Linked DNA regions of Homo sapiens: regions 1 and 2 are each linked to region 3. A link is a contact called in ENCODE Hi-C or POLR2A ChIA-PET data. All regions are on one chromosome and are shown on one strand. The core of a region is the stretch at or near the end of the contact, and the rest is flanking DNA. Distances in the headings are between cores, read along the strand shown.

Evidence for each region. Hi-C counts contacts between places; a loop is a spot of excess contacts on that map. ChIA-PET counts read pairs that join two places held with the same protein, here RNA polymerase II (POLR2A). Pooled maps may share reads with other maps.
Region 1: a loop to region 3 is called in a pooled map, with 5 times the contacts of the local background. The contact joins the promoter of TAP1 here to the promoter of HCG25 in region 3. A Hi-C loop is called at or near these places in 3 of 168 maps with a recorded cell type or tissue (ascending aorta and naive thymus-derived CD4-positive, alpha-beta T cell), 2 of 37 single-sample maps with no recorded cell type and 13 of 50 pooled maps. POLR2A ChIA-PET finds 5 or more read pairs at or near these places in 6 of 52 experiments (CD4-positive, alpha-beta T cell, CD4-positive, alpha-beta memory T cell, Panc1 and 3 more).
Region 2: a loop to region 3 is called in a pooled map, with 4 times the contacts of the local background. The contact joins the enhancer-like site here to the promoter of HCG25 in region 3. A Hi-C loop is called at or near these places in 6 of 168 maps with a recorded cell type or tissue (IMR-90, ascending aorta, chondrocyte and 3 more), 1 of 37 single-sample maps with no recorded cell type and 20 of 50 pooled maps. POLR2A ChIA-PET finds 5 or more read pairs at or near these places in 40 of 52 experiments (A549, A673, AG04449 and 31 more).

What each region holds. Positions count from the first base shown.
Region 1 is chr6:32,851,397-32,854,953 of GRCh38, reverse strand. TAP1 (transporter 1, ATP binding cassette subfamily B member) reads left to right here and starts at 1,250. Exons shown (of 11, transcript NM_000593.6): 1 at 1,250-1,915; 2 at 2,452-2,566; 3 at 2,715-2,845. The coding sequence starts at 1,318. It overlaps PSMB9 (proteasome 20S subunit beta 9), which reads right to left and starts at 762. Exons shown (of 6, transcript NM_002800.5): 1 at 665-762. The coding sequence starts at 724.
Region 2 is chr6:32,981,961-32,985,678 of GRCh38, reverse strand. No RefSeq gene overlaps it. Among named protein-coding and RNA genes, the nearest start is that of BRD2, 15 kb to the right of the region's middle. Within about 2 kb of position 1,443, at least 5 of the 41 ENCODE cell types and tissues checked have a DNase peak (open chromatin) inside an H3K27ac peak, as active enhancers do; they include B cell and dorsolateral prefrontal cortex, where a contact is called at or near this core.
Region 3 is chr6:33,247,413-33,251,254 of GRCh38, reverse strand. HCG25 (HLA complex group 25) reads right to left here and starts at 1,719. Exons shown (of 5, transcript NR_044997.1): 1 at 1,600-1,719; 2 at 1,366-1,465; 3 at 544-639. It overlaps VPS52 (VPS52 subunit of GARP complex), which reads left to right. Exons shown (of 20, transcript NM_022553.6): 20 at 268-977. The coding sequence ends at 414.

The DNA.
Region 1 (3,557 bases), core at 1-2,500, 400 kb after region 3:
TTGGGGCTGCCATCTGCCCCAGGCGCCCATCCTAAGCAAAGTCCCCCCAGTGGGCACATGGGAGTGGGCAGGGAAGACACAGGGAAGGGAGTAAGGCAGCATCTGGGCCAAGGAGAGGCCTTCCTGGGTCAAGCTAGGGAAGGGCATCACTAGTTAACACAGAACGCCCATTATCAGTGCTTGGGCTAAGAGTTGCCCAGTGGCAAGTTTATCAAAAGTCTGTGTGATGAGTTGGTCCTTCTCAATAAGTGCCTATATTTCCTTCTCCCAAGTGCTGTTCTACTTCACCCAGGGCACCATTTCCTCATCTCTTTGCACCATCCCCAACCCCCTTTCTTGATTTAACCAGCCCCCACTGTCCGGGACCAGAGTGAAAGCGAAAGCGCTTTAGAGTAGCTTCCCGTTGACGCTTCCAGCTAAGAGTCAAAGCACCCGCTTTTTCCACCAGCCTCGCGTGCCTGTTCCCTTCACGGACACTCTAGACGACCCCCCTCAGAAAAGAAATACTCTATGCTCATTGCGGGTTGCAAGCGCTGGCTGCTACAGGCGACCTCCCTGCGCTCCCGTTGGTCTCTGCATTCACTTCTCCGCGCGCGCTTCCAGGGTCCCCTGGCCGCTGCATCTCCTCCACCCCTCTGCCAACCCTCAAGCCCAGACCCATTACCCCGGTGTGGACTTCTCCCGCCCGGGGTAAGTCCCCGGTTGGTGCTCCCGCCCGCAGCATCCCTGCAAGGCACCGCTCTCCTCGCCGCCTGGGGCACTGGTTTCCAACCTGGGACAGCGCACAACGCGCAGCCGACAGCCCCGCCCCTTCGCGGCGCCGCCAGGAGGCGCCTGGGTGCTGCGGGGCTGCTTTGCGCGCGGCGCTAACGTGTGTAGGGCAGATCTGCCCCGAGACAAGTGACGAGGCAGCCCCGCCCTGAGGCTGGGGTGGGAAAACTGGTGCAAGTGGAAAGGCAGGAGGCAGGGAGAGGCGAGAAGGGTGTGCGTGATGGAGAAAATTGGGCACCAGGGCTGCTCCCGAGATTCTCAGATCTGATTTCCACGCTTGCTACCAAAATAGTCTGGGCAGGCCACTTTTGGAAGTAGGCGTTATCTAGTGAGCAGGCGGCCGCTTTCGATTTCGCTTTCCCCTAAATGGCTGAGCTTCTCGCCAGCGCAGGATCAGCCTGTTCCTGGGACTTTCCGAGAGCCCCGCCCTCGTTCCCTCCCCCAGCCGCCAGTAGGGGAGGACTCGGCGGTACCCGGAGCTTCAGGCCCCACCGGGGCGCGGAGAGTCCCAGGCCCGGCCGGGACCGGGACGGCGTCCGAGTGCCAATGGCTAGCTCTAGGTGTCCCGCTCCCCGCGGGTGCCGCTGCCTCCCCGGAGCTTCTCTCGCATGGCTGGGGACAGTACTGCTACTTCTCGCCGACTGGGTGCTGCTCCGGACCGCGCTGCCCCGCATATTCTCCCTGCTGGTGCCCACCGCGCTGCCACTGCTCCGGGTCTGGGCGGTGGGCCTGAGCCGCTGGGCCGTGCTCTGGCTGGGGGCCTGCGGGGTCCTCAGGGCAACGGTTGGCTCCAAGAGCGAAAACGCAGGTGCCCAGGGCTGGCTGGCTGCTTTGAAGCCATTAGCTGCGGCACTGGGCTTGGCCCTGCCGGGACTTGCCTTGTTCCGAGAGCTGATCTCATGGGGAGCCCCCGGGTCCGCGGATAGCACCAGGCTACTGCACTGGGGAAGTCACCCTACCGCCTTCGTTGTCAGTTATGCAGCGGCACTGCCCGCAGCAGCCCTGTGGCACAAACTCGGGAGCCTCTGGGTGCCCGGCGGTCAGGGCGGCTCTGGAAACCCTGTGCGTCGGCTTCTAGGCTGCCTGGGCTCGGAGACGCGCCGCCTCTCGCTGTTCCTGGTCCTGGTGGTCCTCTCCTCTCTTGGTAAGGGGAACGCAGGGCAAGAGGGGAGGACACAAGGGGACTGGGACAGGAATCAAAGGTAATTGTCAGTAAGGTAGAGTAGCGTGGGTTCTGGGAAATGTGGAGCAGGAGAAGGACTCCTAGCGTGGGTCTTGGAACACCACTTCGGTGTAGAAGAAACGGCACTGGACTGGCGGGGGCCAGAGGTTCTGGGCTCCATTGCTGACCGGGTCTTGATTCTTTGGGCCACGCCGGAAGCGGGGAAATCCTTTGCTCTGGGGCCGAAGGGCGGGGCATCCTCATCTCTAACAGGAGGCTTTTCTACTTCATGATCTCCAGCCTTCCTAATAAAATCCTGAAAGTTCTGGTAGAGCAACCACAGGGTAGTGAGTTCCAGGGCAGCCTATTTAGGTTCGGGATTGAGACGTCAGTGTTTCCTTTCTGCTGATGCCCTCCAGGATAATGGTGAGGGGGAGGAGGCGTGGTGGGGCCAGTCTGACTGGAACTGACCTACTTAGACTTAATATTTGTGCGTGACCTCTCTTCTCTTTCTCCAGGGGAGATGGCCATTCCATTCTTTACGGGCCGCCTCACTGACTGGATTCTACAAGATGGCTCAGCCGATACCTTCACTCGAAACTTAACTCTCATGTCCATTCTCACCATAGCCAGGTCTGGGGGCTGAAAATGGGGCACCCTGCAAATGAGGGAGTTGGAAGTTGGGGCTGCTGTCCGAAATGCACTTATATGGGGATACCTGGGACCTTCAGTCTGTTCCCTGAACACACCCTGATCCCCTTTTTTTCCGGGTTCTTTATAGTGCAGTGCTGGAGTTCGTGGGTGACGGGATCTATAACAACACCATGGGCCACGTGCACAGCCACTTGCAGGGAGAGGTGTTTGGGGCTGTCCTGCGCCAGGAGACGGAGTTTTTCCAACAGAACCAGACAGGTTTCTCCTGAAACTCTTTCATTATACGCCATGTACTGTTCATATCCTCATACATCTGCTTTGATCTCCCCCCTCCCCGCTCTCTCTCTCTCACACACACATACACACATTGTTCCTTCTCATTCTTGATATACCCTCTCCCTGTCTCTCTCTCTCTGTCTCTGTCTCTCTCTCTCTCTCTCTCACACACACACACACACAATTGTTTTTCTCATTCTTGATATACCTCAGGAGCAAAATATTGTCCTCCTTACCTTAAGAAAAACCTAGAGTTTTCATCTAGCATTTTCTTATAAATCTATTCCTATGTATCCTTAGATAGAAACCATAGAATTTCAAACCTGGAAATTTTGAGCTCATAGAGACCAACTGCCTCATCTGACAGAGAAGGAAACTGAGGCCAAGACCCTAAATGCTGAAACTGCACAGTTACATATGGCTAGAGACACACTTGGGGTTAGAACCCTGGTCTCTTGAGTGCTCCACAGACTTCGGCATGCTTTCTAGCAGCACTAGAAGCTGTACAGTTACATATGGCTAGAGATAGACCTGGGGTTAGAACCCTAGTCCCAGTGAGTGCTCCACAGACTTTGGCATGCTTCCTAGCAGCACCCTCCTCCTCCATCTCTGTTATGTGACCAGTTTAAGCTCTTCCTGCCTGTGTGTATAGCATGGGACATACAGGTTCTCTAGGGAACAGAAAGCTTTCAGG
Region 2 (3,718 bases), core at 194-2,693, 270 kb after region 3:
TTTCCTTTATAAATCACCTAGTCTCAGGTATTTCCTCATAGCCATGTGAGAATGGACTAATACAAGGTCTAAACAGAGACACAGATTTTATGGGTGGGAGGTGCCTCCAGAGGAATGGGTAAACTTGCTTAAAAATACTGTGCAAATAAAAAGAGGACAAAGAAAGGTGTCATAACGGACAATATATTATGGGAGGCAGAGGCAGAGACTTTAAAGAAGCAGACTAAGAAATGGCTGTCTGAAAAGTATGAGAGCTAGGAACAAGTGGTGTCAAGTCAAAGAAGTCAGGAGATGCAGGGTGCGGTGGCTCATGCCTGTAATCCCAGCTACTCAGGAGGCTGAGGCAAGAGCATTACTTGAGCCCAGAAGGTCGAAGCTACAGTGAGCTATGATCACACCACTGCACTCCAGCCTGGGTGACAGAAATCCTCTTTCTTAAAAATAAATAAATAAATCAATATAAAATAAAATGCTAGGGAAGCCCCATGGGATGCTTCAGAGGTAAAGGGAGATAAGGACTAAAAAGGCCTAATCTCCTTCTTTTGTGACCCTCTGGGTCATAAAAATGAAGGCTCACATTTTAAGAGTTGAAGTTTAGGAAAGTAAGAAGGGAAGAACCACCTAACCTCGGGGGCAGGACACAAAAATGACAATAGATTCAGGAGGCAATCGTGGGTAACACGCCCAACAGGTGGCGCCAAATACCTTCAGTGGCAGTCTACAAGAGCCTCAGAACCCCTGCCCCTTCGGCAAGCCATGCTGGAGGGAGCTCCATTCAAATCTGCCAGTCAGCCAGGTGGCACTCCTTTAGTCAACAAAATATCAAGCTTCCACTATTGGAAAGCTCTGTGCTAGGGACTCTGAGAGCTGTATGTCTGCAAGTGCACGTGTGCTCTGCTGTTCCTTTAACGTGTGGAGACAAGAACCTTTTGAGAATAAGTCCCATCTATTTTAACTCCTACATAGCTCTCAAATCTATCTACATTTCTTCATCTACATTGCTGCCTTTCTCTTCTACACCACTATTCTCACTGGCTGGGATTAACTGCTGCAATTGCTTTCTAAACTATCCACTCTCAACACCCCACCAACCCTAACATGATTGTCCCTAGTGCAATTTCCTTAAAGCATGTCTATCTCCTAGCTCCCTACTGGCCCACAGCACTGGAAGTCTAGTGCAGTAGTTATAAATGTGGACCCTGAAGCCAGATCGCCTGGTTTCAAAACCCACCTCCAGTGCTCACTGACAATGTGGTGATGTTGGGCAAATTGACTAATCTCTCTGTGCCTCATTTCTTTATCTGTTAAATGCAGACAAGATGTACCTCACAGGATTATAGTGAGGACCAAATGAGTTTACAGGGTAAGTTTTTATTTAGCACAGTGCATGGGACACAGTAAGTGCTCAATAAATGTTAGCTATTAGTCTTTGAGATGTAAATTCAAAGCATCTCAAAGCACTCACCTTCATCCTTGCTGCTTCAGCATCACCTAGTTACCTTCTCAGTTGCTGTTTCTTCTGCTGGCAATGTTCACTACTCCCTGCTCCCACCCATCCACCCCTTACAAACAGGAAGGAACTCATCGTTCTGAGATATCTGAATAGCTCTCAGCTTAGACCAGAGAACCCTCTTTTCTAAATTCTTGCTAGACCTCTGCACATTGTCCTGTTAGAATTACTTATTTTTGTTAAAAATCGTGTGACTAGTTGTCTAATGCTGCCCCTTTCCCCGATCCTAGAATATAAATTGAGAGCAAGAAGCTGTCGTCTCATTCAGTGCTGGAGACCAGCTAGTGGGATTTTGTGAGTATCTTTAGGGTGATGACCCAGGAAAAAATGAAATCATGGTGACAACACATTAGTTCCATGCTACCATTCCCACATCTCCTTCCCAGCTCTCCATTACAGCCACTCTCTAATTGCTCAGGAAAATCTTCCTCCAGTCTTGCACTAAGCCCCAGAGTAACACCAGTCACCTCTGGTCCTTGTCCTGGGAGTCCTTCATGCTGGTCACTCATGGAAGCAGGGCCTTCCAATCAAGGTAGTCCCGAGTGAACCTAAGAGCAGGACTTTGGGGAAGGTTACAGGCAGGCTGGAACTGGGGTCCACATATGGGTGCACAATAAGGATGGTCTGTGAAGACCAAGTCATGCCTATATCTTGGATTCAATCAGTATAATTACCACACCATGATGGTTAATAATTGCACCCTATTCGTGCTAAGCAAACTCCATGATAAGACCTTGTCTTATCTTCACCTTATACCCTCTGGCTTGGCAACGTCCAGGTCTACAGGCCTAACAGTTTGCTGAAAAGGCAATCAAGGGAACTCAATAAATGTGTGACTGAGTAAATAAGACCGACTCTCACCTTCCCCCACAACCCAACAAAAGGCTTCCTATGGACGCAATAAAAGGCAGTAAATGGCAGCATGAGGGGAGAGGGAAAAAGCAGCAGCAATAGAACCCATGATTCCAAGAGCTGAGAGGAGCATAGGGGGAAATAATGCCCACAGGACTCCACTAGTCCTTTGAGTTGTGCTGGAGACTGCTATTTTGGAATAAAGTCCTTTGGCAACCAAGATGGAACTCAACCAAACTCCTGAAACAATTACAATCCCTAAGTGAGACAGGCTTGAAATAAGTTCAAACTAAAGTCAATTAAGAGACTAGTCCAATTGGTTTAAGGCAGGTCTGAAGCCCCTGTGTCAGCCAGCCCTTCTCTCTCTTAAAGCATTTAGGGCGGTCTGGGTTCCATTTACAGGGAATTAAGTACTCAGGGGCCTCCAATGTCAGGTTGAAACTTTTATTTTTCCGAACTACAGAAAACAAACCTTAAAAGTACATGAGCAGAAGGGGCTGCAGTCAGACAAAATATTCTATATTTTGTCCCAAAACTAATCCAACTAAATCCTTCAATTCCCTCTGAAATGAGATGTAATCCTTGACATAGACATGCACTTAGCTTAAATCTATTTACTCCGATTTTCAGAACTTTAATTTGTATCTCATCACCTATTGCCCAACGCGTGTCTATTAAGTACTTACGAATCCTCAACATCTGTTATTCTCAAAAGGGAACCAGAGCTCAAAGGGAGCTCAAGAGCTTTCACTGGTGCACACAAGTTAGCAAGAAAGCCCAAACAAGGGTTTGTTTCCCTCTAAGTGCTTGGCAAACAGTAGCAGGTGGTTCACAAACCTAATTTTTTATTACCATCTCCCGAGCTTTTGAAAATTGTTGCTCAAGCCCCAGTTTAGCCGGAATTCCTAAAGAGGGCTGAGCATCACTAGTAAAATTTATTGCTTCCTACATTTAGTTTGTGGTGTTGCCCTACACTTAGTTTGTGGTGTCATTTACAGCAAAATAAACCATTTGCTTTACTACATTCCTGATTCTAATTTCCACGTCTCTATCCAGGTTTCCTACTATGGTACACTATACTAAGCAAATGTCTCACTTTTCCAGTATTAAAGCCCCAAATTCCAGAATGCACACATCCCAACCCCCTAAACTTTTTATACAACCCTTCTCTCCCCTTAGCAAGACAAGGGGGTATGCAGAAAGCACAGTTTTGTGATTTAATCGTTGGAATACTCTTTAGTATTCTACTAATAAACTATCTGTAAATTTGTGTGTGACCATGGCAGCAAAATTTAACAATGTTTAACAATGTAGTAGGCCCAATTACTTTTTTTTTTGAGACGGAGTGTCTACCAC
Region 3 (3,842 bases), core at 470-2,969:
TTTTCCTGCCTCAGCCTCCCAAGTAGCTGGGATTACAGGTGCCTGCCACCACAACCAGCTAATTTTCGTATTTGTAGTAGAGATGGGGTTTCACTGTGTTGGCCAGGCTGGTCTCGAATTCCTGACCTCGTGATCTGCCCGCCATGGCCTCCCACAGTGCTGGGATTACAAGTGTGAGCCACTGCGCCTGGCCGCCTAACCTGATTCTTAATCATCACTATTAGCACCATTTTACGGTTTGATCCCTCAATGACTTTCTTTGACCAGGGAGCGCTGACCCAGCTGATCCAGCTCTATCATCGCTTCCACCGGGTGCTGTCCCAGCCGCAGCTCCGAGCCCTCCCTGCCCGGGCTGAGCTCATCAACATTCACCACCTTATGGTGGAGCTCAAGAAGCATAAGCCCAACTTCTGATGTGCCAGAAACCGCCCTGAGATCTGCCGGTCATCTCCATGGACTTCTGCACCCCATTCCATACCCTTCTTCACCTGGGGTACCCCTTCCAGTTTTCCCCTTGCTTCCCAGGCCCTTGACATGGCTTACCTGCCTTCACTCCCAGCACCTTGCCCAACAGGATAAGCTGGATCCCCTTGGCCTTCTGAATATCCCAGTGTCTTCAGGTTTCCCAAGACCACTTCCCTGTGGGCTTCCAAAATGGCCTTTATCATTTCTCCAGTCTGTCACCCTCCTTTCCTGCTCCCATACACCCAAGGCTTGTTTCTTCCCCTGTAAAAACCACTGCCTCAATCTCTGGTTCACTCAACTAGTCACCATGTCCTGAGGCATGAAGCCTCCTCAGCTCTTGGAATTGCTGGCAAGGGGTGACTGCCTCTGAGTCATTGTGTTTTTCAAAGTGATTTCTTTTCTGTAGCTTTTTGACCTAAGATCTCAGCAATTTGAACACTAACCTCTCCCCTCCTGGCTCAAGAATTACTCCGAAGTCAGTCTGCAGAAAATAAATATTTAGTATGACATGACACTTATCCCATTTCCTTTCTCCTTCCTCCTGAAGGTTTTTCAGGTGGCCCCATCTCTAGAATGACCTTTCCTTTCTGACTACTTCCTGGGCTTACATCCCTTCTGGTGGGTGTAACCTCTAACCTCTAGCTACTCCCAGGCCATTGGAGGAAGGTGGCCCCTGGCTAAAATAGCAGATGCTGCAAGGGATGAGAACCAGGCCGCGCAGCCCCAGACACTGTCCCAAGGGCTCCCTTGGGACAAGCCCAAGCTGACTCTGGAATCCCTCCTCCGTAGCAGCTCCATAGCTCCTCTGGTTGTGGCTGTGACAGCCCCTTGCTCGGGGGCTGCAGCACCCAACCCACACCCACACCGTTGGGGCAGGGCTAGACCAGGCGAAATTCGTACCATCCGTTTGTTTGACTTGGAGCCTTCCTGCTGTCCTCGCCTATACGCCTCGTTTGAACTTAGGCTCTAGACTGGAGAGACACGGGGACCCCTTTAAGGCCTAAGAAGAGAGGCGCAGTTAAGGAAAAATGTTACGTTTCCTGTGTCCTCCACCCCTACGGCCTAAACATTCCCTCCCCAGGTCCCTGGAGAGTGGTGGAAAGCGGTTCCTCCCCGCTTAGGCCCTTCGGATGCAGGTCTAGCCCGTCGGCAACGGGAGGTGTCCTGAGTGGGTCTGTGACTGCCGAGCACACCCGCCGCGGAGCGGAGGCTGCTGCTTCCTGAGGCTGAGAGTGGATCCGGCTCCGGGCTCTCCTAATTGGCGGACGCTGGGGGGCGGCGTGGTAAGGCAGAACGGAGCGGCATCTCAGCTCTCGCCTTTTCAGGGTTCCGCCCCATATCCGAGAGCCGCTCTCTAATTGGCTTGGGAAACCGTATCTCAGCGCTTTGGCCTAGCGACTTTGAACGTGTTTGCGCCTGAGACCGAAGTGCAGAAGAGGGCGAGCGCAGGAGGAGAGGCTTGGTGAATCAGCGATTCCTGATTGGCCAGGCGTGCCTTGAGGGCGGGGCCAGAACTGCGTCCTTAACTGACCTCGCCCTTGCCCAGATCACCGCCTCCGCGTTGCTCCGGGTTTACCCCGCCTGACTCGCTGCGCTATGCGTTCCCTCACGCCTGCCGGATGCCAGGCGGCGATGTGCCAGGCTCTGAGGGGCCGCGAGCTCACCCCAGACGCCGGCCCCGGGAATCCTCTGCTCCTCCACTTTCCCTTCCCGCTACTGGTTTCTTGCCCACCCACTCCCAGGTGTCACTCTTGGGACATCCAGATGTTCTGACATTTGACCTGACTCCAGCCTCAGCGCGAGGACGGGAGAAGGGCCAAGGGTATGAGATTTTGGACAGGAGAGGCATTGGCTACTCTGACAAAGAGCGTGGATTCCCAAAGAAAGGGTCCCCAGATACCCCGCAGGGGAGACTGTCGAGACAGGCGACTTTAGCCAACTAATGCTCGCACGCGAGGAGGGCTGTGCAGGCAGGCACCACGGTTCTTCACAGCCTTCCTTCTTTCCTTCCCCTGTCCGTCGCAGAACCCAAATCCTCAGAGCTGATCGAGAAGCGCGTGTTGTTGCAGAAGTCACTGAGGGGCAGACCTGGAATGTGAGCCGTGGGGCGAAGGGACAGCTCTGGAGACTCGTGATTCCGGAACCCGGTGGGCATTCAAGTGATACTGGAGCACGCAGTTTTCGGGGACATTAAGCTCGCCCCAGGGGTCCACAGGAACCCTCTGACCCAACGGTCTCTCTGGACAGGATGATCCAGAACAGACGGTGAAGAGACAAAACAGCGTGAAAGGGAGCGGCGATACCTAAACTGACCTCCGGAGGGCAGCATGATCAAGGGAAGGAGCTGTTCTCGCTCCGCTCAAACCCCCGCGCAGCCTCTGCAGCTTACTCCTGCTTCGGAAGGCGGCGAGGTTCCACCCCCACCACCCCGGTCCCCGCCGCCCTCTTCGCGCTGAAGCTGCGGAGGGTCTTTTTCTTCAGCCCCCAAATCCTCTGCTCTGTGGCTTAAGATTCCCAGGCTTAAACCCATAACTGCTAGGGTCATCACTCCTCAAACTTCTCCCTCACTTGTTTTGCTGATGACGGACACAGGGGCCTCACAGACTCAGAAGCATCTGGAGTCATTTCGAAGGACAGAACTGTGGCAATATCCTCTTTCCCCCTCCTAATCTCTGAGAACAGTGTCTGTATATGGCACGGGGGTCCCTAGTGTCATATAGAAGGACTCGGAGATGTCCTCATGGGCTGTAACGGCCCCCGGTGCTATTCAGGGATCTCTGTTCTTTAAAGAAATATCATTTCCCCTTATTTCTCTACCTTTGTGCCCTCACCTCGCCCTGAATTGTTTCTTAAACTGGGCTTTCTGGGAAACGTTTACTTCGTGTTCAACAGCAAAGTCTCGGCATAAGGCGAGGGCGGCAGGGGGTGGGGGGCGGGCGTTTGCTCGCCTTGGCATTAATTTCAGAGCTGCTGAACGTGGACAAAAGAGAGGGAACATCCTCCTTTCTTCCATTCCTGTAAATATGGACCCACCCACCCTCCACTTAAGATGGGTGGCTTTTCTGATTTTAAGATATCAAGCAGCCTGGCGAGGTGGCTGACACCTGGGATCCCAGAACTTTGGGAAGCCGAGGCGGGAAGATCCCTTAAGGCCAGGAGTTCTAGACCAGCCTGGCCAATATGGCGAAAACCCATCTCTACTAAAAATACAAAAATTAGCCTGGCGTGGTGGTGCCTGCCTATAATCCCAGCTACTAGGGTGGCTGAGTCAGGAGAGTCGCTTGAACCTGGGAGGCGGAGGTTGTAATGAGCCGAGATGGCCACTGCACTCCAGCCTGGGTGACAGTGAGACTCTGTCTCAAAAATAATAATAATAA